Regions from separate parts of the Mus musculus genome. Here region 1 is linked to region 2. Evidence: chromatin contacts called from ENCODE Hi-C or POLR2A ChIA-PET data. All regions are on one chromosome and are shown on one strand. The core of a region is the stretch at or near the end of the contact, and the rest is flanking DNA. Distances in the headings are between cores, read along the strand shown.

Evidence for each region. A loop is a pair of places that touch in the nucleus more often than their neighbours do. ChIA-PET counts read pairs that join two places held with the same protein, here RNA polymerase II (POLR2A).
Region 1: a map of heart shows a loop between it and region 2 (4-fold over the local background). The contact joins the promoter of Magee1 here to the promoter of Rlim in region 2. A Hi-C loop is called at or near these places in 1 of 37 maps with a recorded cell type or tissue (heart). POLR2A ChIA-PET finds 5 or more read pairs at or near these places in 1 of 5 experiments (embryonic stem cell).

The regions. Positions count from the first base shown.
Region 1 is chrX:105,118,219-105,121,669 of GRCm38, forward strand. It overlaps Magee1 (melanoma antigen, family E, 1), which reads left to right and starts at 2,160. Exons shown (of 1, transcript NM_053201.4): 1 at 2,160-3,451. The coding sequence starts at 2,393.
Region 2 is chrX:103,979,368-103,983,005 of GRCm38, forward strand. Rlim (ring finger protein, LIM domain interacting) reads right to left here and starts at 1,918. Exons shown (of 5, transcript NM_011276.4): 1 at 1,696-1,918.

The DNA.
Region 1 (3,451 bases), core at 910-3,409, 1.1 Mb after region 2:
GGGCTTACTGTAGCAAGGAGACAACCATTGTTATTTTGGTTTCAGCAGAAACTCAATGGCAGATAGAGGAGTGAGAAAATGAGTGGGAAAGTATGGTATGTACAGATTGACACGAACAGGTTGGTAGCTGTACATTCTGGTATGTACAGATTGGCACTTGGGGAAGCTGCAGAGCAGCTAACTAGAAATGGGGCAGGCATCCTGTGTCATTTCTCAGAGTTGGCCATTTGACTGTCTCTTGTTGGATCTAAGTTAGAAGAATACACAAAAATTATGGAAGTTGTTAATTATTAATCAAGTCCTGGACATTTGGAGCTGGTTGTTACAGAAGTTATTCTTTAGCTTCCTAGGTCATTACCAATGCTAGCAAAATGACATCTCACAGGATCTGGTTTGCTACAGGTGAGTGTATCTGGTTTTGCTCCAGGGAGGTTTATTGTAGATTTTCTAAAGAGGTTTCTAAAAGCTGTGGATTACAATTCTACTTTCCTGGTCCAGCCTTCGCCAAGTAATATTTGCTGTTTCTCAGCACACACCTCACATACAGCAATGAGAATAATAGTGTTCAAGCTGACTTGGGAAGAAATACATTGGTGTGCTGGTGCTGCTATACCTCCAGGGAGGAATCCTAAAGGCTGTTTTTAATTATACAAATGAGCTCTCTAGAAGAGTTTCCTTGTCAGTGGTTATGATAGAGCAGGTGGTCCTTCACTGAAACATAGCTATGTCATGATAAGAAGGAACAGAAATAAGCCAAATGTATGATAGTTAGTGTTTATTTTTTAAATAATGTGACCACCCCTGAGTGTTCCATATGTGACTGTTCTATTGTACATGGTATAATTTTGTGTGCAGCTATTAAATTAACAACTTTATTTAAATTGTGATCTCTTTTAATTCTAGTGCAGGCACATGGAAGAGCCCCTTCTTTGTGTGTGCTTGACAGTCATTAGGAAACATGAACTCTCATGCACACTAATGTGAACAAGAAGGAACACTCAACTCCCCAAATGTACACGTGTCTTCTGCTGCAGCAGAATATAGCATGGCATTTTTAACTGCATTCTGGGCTTGCTTCTCACCAGCTTGATTTTAATAGACTGTAGCAGAATCTTTGGGAAAGCTCCTCCACAAGTTTCACTTATGAAAATGAGCCTGTTCTCCTAACCATAGACATTAGCCAAGATTCAGAGGCTAATCATATGCACATATTTAGGTAATGCTGTAATAGGCCCATAGTCGATTTTGTGGACCCATGTGCTGAATGCAATGTGGATAACATAAAATATTGTTGGAATATGACACCATATGATTGATTCTGTTAAAACCAGTTGGTACTGCACAAAGCTACACAAGATTAACTTCACAGAAACATGCAGAATACTGGCAGCATAGGTAACCATGAGGCCCTATAAGGAAACCAAATGTTTCCTTCTATCCATTATCCTTCTAATTCTGGACAGCTTCCTGTGCTTTAGCTGGCTCATATTCCAGTAGCTCTTTAGTAACTAATAGAAACCTTCCCAGAGACTTGCCTCCATAAACCATGCTAATTGCAGTTTTCAAAACCTGACAGTGAGTTTTTCTAACAGACCCCATGGTGCTAACTAACTGTCCTAGGATAATTAATTTTGGGTGTGGTTGGAATAGCACTATTGAAGGACTCCACAAAAGAGATTACATTTTTCTACATTGGTAAGGGTTGGGACTGTGCAGTGAAAATTTCTAGCTAGCTACAGGTTTCCTAAGTAGAACTAAATCCCAGCCCTTTGGAGAAGGGGCAGTAATTTGAGAGGTATTAGAGGTTTCGATAGAGAAAATGACAGAGGAGACAAGGGAGGGGATGAAAGCTGCACCCTTCCATGCGCCACGCACATTTTCCCCAATGCATCCTTAGGATGCAATTTTGAAAATCTATCAAGTACCTGACACTTGGGTAGAAACCTTCTAGTAGGTACCCTGACTCTTGAGAAATAGCTAGTATTACCTCCATTTACCCATCTGCTCCAAGCTCCTTGTCTCCTATCAAAGCCTCCCTCCTGCCATTGCGCAGTTTTGGTGCAGAATCACCAGGTCCACTTTCGCAAACCCACGGGAGAGGCTGGGTTGGGCGGGGTCGCCTTGTCGCAGAGCCCAACTGCGCCTGCGCGGACTGCGGCAGAAGGCGGGGTGTGAGAGGCGAGCATTCTGAGACTAGCGTTCACAGTCGGCTAGAACCTTCGTTCTTGCCCACCACCTCTAATTTCTGCTCCTGCGACTTGCTCGGGCCTGGCAGCAGCAGCATTCCTGCTCTAGCGGCAGTTCCGTGCAGAGGCGCCTACATACCTCTCCCCCTCGTCTGTGAGATCGCGGGCCTGTCAGTGTCAGCTTCCACACGTCGGTCGACAGGACCATGTCGCTGGTAAGCCAGAATTCGCGCCGCCGCCGCGGTGGAAGGGCCAATGCGCGCAGAAACAACGGGAAGGGTCACCCTGCTGCTGTGCCAGGCCCAGACGTCCCTCGGGATCGCAACGATCCTAAGATCCTCCAGGGCCTCCGCGCCTCTGAGGGCCCTGGCACCTCCATGCTGCCCACCCCCCGGGAGGGCCCAAGCGCCTCTGTGCCGCCCACCGCCTCAGAGGGCTCAAGCGCCCCTAGGCAGTTCATCATTTCCCAGGGGCCGAACACCTCCGAGATGCCCACCTCCAGGAAGGGTCGGGGCGCCTCCCGGCCTCCTGCAGTTTCCGCAGGGCTGAACACCGCTATGTCAATCACCGCCTCGGAGGGCCCGAATAGCCCTGTGCCGCCCACTGCTCCTAAAGGCTCAAAGGCCTATGAGCATCTCCCTGTCTCAGAAGGGCTGGCCATCTCTGAGCAGCGTCACTCTGATGGGGGCCCTAACATGGAGCCCACCCTGGGTGAGGGCCCGGGAATCTCGGTGCCGCCCACCTTCTCTGAGGAATCGGGCATTTCTGATGAGGGCTTGAGCATCTTTATGTCGCCCAACATCTCGGAGGGACCGGGTATCAACGAGCCCTACTCCGTTAGTGAGGACCCAAGCACTTCGGTGCCGCCCACTGACTCTAATGGACTGGGCATCAACCTGCCGCCCACCTTCGGTGAGGGCCTGAGCATCTCTATGCTGTTCTCCGCTTTGGAGGAACCCGACATCTTTGCGCCGCCCCCCTCCGCTGAGGGACTGTTCGCCTCCATGTCGCCCCCCTCCGGTGAGATCCAGAGCTCCTGGGTGTCGCCCATCATAATGGAGGGATGTAACGTCAACGTGCCGCCCACCTCCAAAAAGGGACTGCGCACCTCGGTGCCATCAGCTGCTTGTGAGAGCCCGAGCACCTCAGCCGAGGGCCTGAGCTCGTCCCTGTCATCCATTTCTGCTGAGGGCTTCTGCAGCTCGCTGGCGCCATGCGCTGCGGAGGGATCCTGTGAGCTGCTTCCCTGCGGGGAGGGCCGGAGC
Region 2 (3,638 bases), core at 668-3,167:
TTACAAAATCCGTATTTTCTTTGAAATACAACAAATTCTTAAAAACACATTTTGGTTATATATATCATAACCCAACCTAACTTAATGTTAGTATTAGTATATTTGGACAACCAAGGTCAGAAGGAACCAGGAGTTAGATAAAAGATTTCCTTTAAAGGCCAAGAGGCAATCTACCTTTTAATATTAGCTTGTTTAAAATAGGCTTTTCCTTATCAGACTAATAATTATTTTCAAGTTCTACGAGCCACTTTCAAGAACTTATTTGGCATACCACAGTAGCCTAAGGCAGAAATTAAAATAATAAAAATCATCAGGACATTTTAAGCTAAGAGATATTTGTGACCTTTTCAGCATGATTGTTTGCCCTTAAATAGTTATCTTAAAGGGTGCTTGGGTTGGTCCTTTTAGATCCTTAACCTGTATTTCAGAAACTGATTTGAGGAAAAGGTGGACCTGTAATTGTGCCTGCCTCCTAATTATAAAGAATCAAAGAAATGATTAGGACTACACTTCCTATTCTTTCTGTCTTCAATCATTCAAACGCACGGTGGCTAATTACAAGTCAAGAAATGTAAGCAACTTATTTCTAGGAAAAAAAAACATATATACAGTGGGGCCTGCCAGGAGCCCATGAGAATCTGATATAAAATCCCTTTCCCCTCCAAAAGAGGAAAAAAATGACCTAAATAACTAGTCTCCTAGGCCTCAGATGCCAAACGAACCTGTGGAATAAGTATGGTGAAACTGTCCAGGAAAAGAACGTGGCTGTCTCCTCCATCTTGAAATTAATCAGCAGAAGGGGGAAAGGGACTGAGTATTCAGGAAGCAGAAGCCCAACCGGTTAATACTAGTTACTAAGCTATGGCGTACGTGGCAGGTACCGCCCGCCCGCAGAAGCAGAGACCCTTAGGGGTTTTTTTCTGAGTGGGGGAGGGGTAGGGCTGCTGGCAGATCACACGGAAATTAACTTGAAAATAGTCTGGCTCAATTCCCACACTTACCAGGGAAAACAACCCGCAACGTCTTTTCCCTCCGTTTTTTTAATTTTTTTTTTCTTGTGAGGAGGAAAACCCTTCTAGTAAAATCTGGCCAAGGATACACTTAGGGCTAAAGGTGCAGGGAAGCAAACCACGTTTGTCTCCGATCCTCCCGGAAGACTGTCACCGTAGCCCCAGAGGTTAACAAACTGGTCATGCCCTACAGAAGCGTTCAAAATGAGGCTCTGCGAATCCTGTGAAAATCTGAAGGTTCAAGAGTTCCCAACATCCGAATTAAGAGCACCTCCACCCCACTTCCCCAAACCCTAGCCCGATACGCAACGCGGGGCGACGACGATGGGGGGTGGGGGGAACCTCTTAGTAAGAAGCACTGGAGCCATCCTCACGCCTGAGGCCCGGAGTCCAGGATCGCCTCCCCGGCGTTCGTTCTTAGCTCGGGAGGGCCGGGCCCCGACTCCACGGCCTGGGAGAGGAAGTCCTGCCCGACTCCTTCCCCTTCTTCCACGAGCGGGGCCGACACACGCCACCCAACTAAAATGGCAGCGGCGACTACGCCACGGAGCCCCCCACAGCCGGGAGCCCAGGTCCGGAGGCCGTAGTGGGTGTCTCGGCCGCGGCTGGCCAACTCGGGCCATTTTGAGGGCCGCGGCCCCTGCCTGCCTCCAGTCCGACATCCCATTTCTCGGGGTGCCCGTACCTTCACTTACACGGTGTTTCGGCCAGGAGGGAACTCAACTGGGCTCCGCCGCCGCCACTGGGACCTCCGCTGCGCTACTGTGCTGCCGCTGCCGCCGCGTTCTAACCCGCCTCTAAACCCGGGCAAGAGACCCGCCTCTAGAACAGCGCCAGCTCGGAGACGTAGCTCAATCAGCCATTATCTTCCCCATTGTTACCTAGCACTGACAGGAAATGACTGCCCACAACAGGAAGTGATGCTGCGCTCCCAGCTTCACAGGCCCCCGCCCAGACTGCTGGCCAGCCAATCCCAGTTGAGCCCTCGAAAAGGCCTGGTGGGCAGAGGAGGGGCCGGACAGACTACCCGCCCAGACGGGCGGCGGGTCGGGAAAAAAATGCTACTGGGACGCCCACCATGTGACAGGCCCCACCCTCCTTCGCCATTTTGAGTTGTAGCGAGAAATTCGCGTTCTGAGAATTGTGGGAACCTTCGCTTTCCCATTTTGAAAGCTGAAGGACGTCACAGTCGGGCCGCTTGAAGCCCTTCACAGAGAACAAGAATGTAGTATCGGTGTAACTGGCATTGATCCATACAGTCCAGACTAGTGTAGACGGCAGCCAACCTTTTATTCAACATGTATTTATCGAATGCCAACTGTAGCTCAAGCACAGCTGTAGATGTTGAGGAAGTTGAACCATAAATTAAGTTGAAATAGTCCAAGAATTCTCAGTCCTTAAGGGATTTGGTAATCTAGGGTGAACACACTTATAAAACAATTTGTTGCTAAATACTAGAGATTAAAAGTGAGGAAGTGGGTGGAGGCATAAAACGTGGGGACAAAAGTGAATTTGCAATGTTAAAAAGTGGTGGGGAAGGCCTCCTCGAGGCTCTAACTAGAGTACTTTAAAAGGGTGTGGCGATTTGTAAATGGATGGGAAAAAGTGATAGTGGGGGAATTCGAAAAGGGCGGTTAAGGAAGCGTCTATTGGATGCTAAAGCCTAAAGAAAGGACCAGAGGGAATGCGCCATACACCTTTCAGTTCCCATTGTTCAGTTAAAGGGAATAAGAACCCAACCGCCCCCACCCCGTTTTAAAGTACGTCTCTGTGTTCCCACCCTATTTTTCTGTTTTCTGATAAAAGAACAGGTAGACTAACTTTTTTACTGTTGTTCCAACGAACCTAACTTATTGCTACATCAGTTGCTTAAACTGGGCTGGAAGCTGGAAGCTGGTCGACGGTGGCTCGCCTTTAACGCCAGTACTCAGGAGGCAGAGGCAGGCAGATCTCTGTGTAAGTTTAAGGCCAGCCTGGTATACTGAGTGAGTTCTACGACAGCCAGGGCTACACAGAGAAACCCTGTCTCGAAAAACAAAAACAAAAAACAAAAAAAAGGCACACACATAAACTACACTATAATATTTTTCTTTTCATATTTTTTACATGGATCGTCTAGGCCTCACCTCACCTCCTAGAGAAACCCGTGACCACTCTATTTAACCTTCTCCATTACCTACGTAATTTTCTGTAAAGCACTTAGTTTATCTCACCGGTTAAGAACGCGGTAAAGAGCTGGAGAGATGAGTCAGCGGTTAAGCACACAGACTGTTTTTCCAGAGGCGCTGAGTTCAATTCTCAGCAACCACGTGGTGGCTCCCAACCGTCTGCCATGTGATCCGATGCTCTCATCTGCTGTGTCTGTAGACCGCGACAGTGTAATCACATACATAAAATAAATAAATCTTTAAAAAAAAAAAAAAAGAACACGCCGGGCAGTGGTGGCGCACGTCTTTAATCCCAGCACTTGGGAGGCAGAGGCAGGTGGATTTCTGAGTTCGAGCCTGGTCTACAGAGTGAGTTCCAGGACATCCAGGGCTACACAGAGAAACCCTGTCTCCAAAAACCAAAAACACACACACACACTAAAAACCCAAGAACTGGGGAAGCTGAGACAGGAGGGTTGCT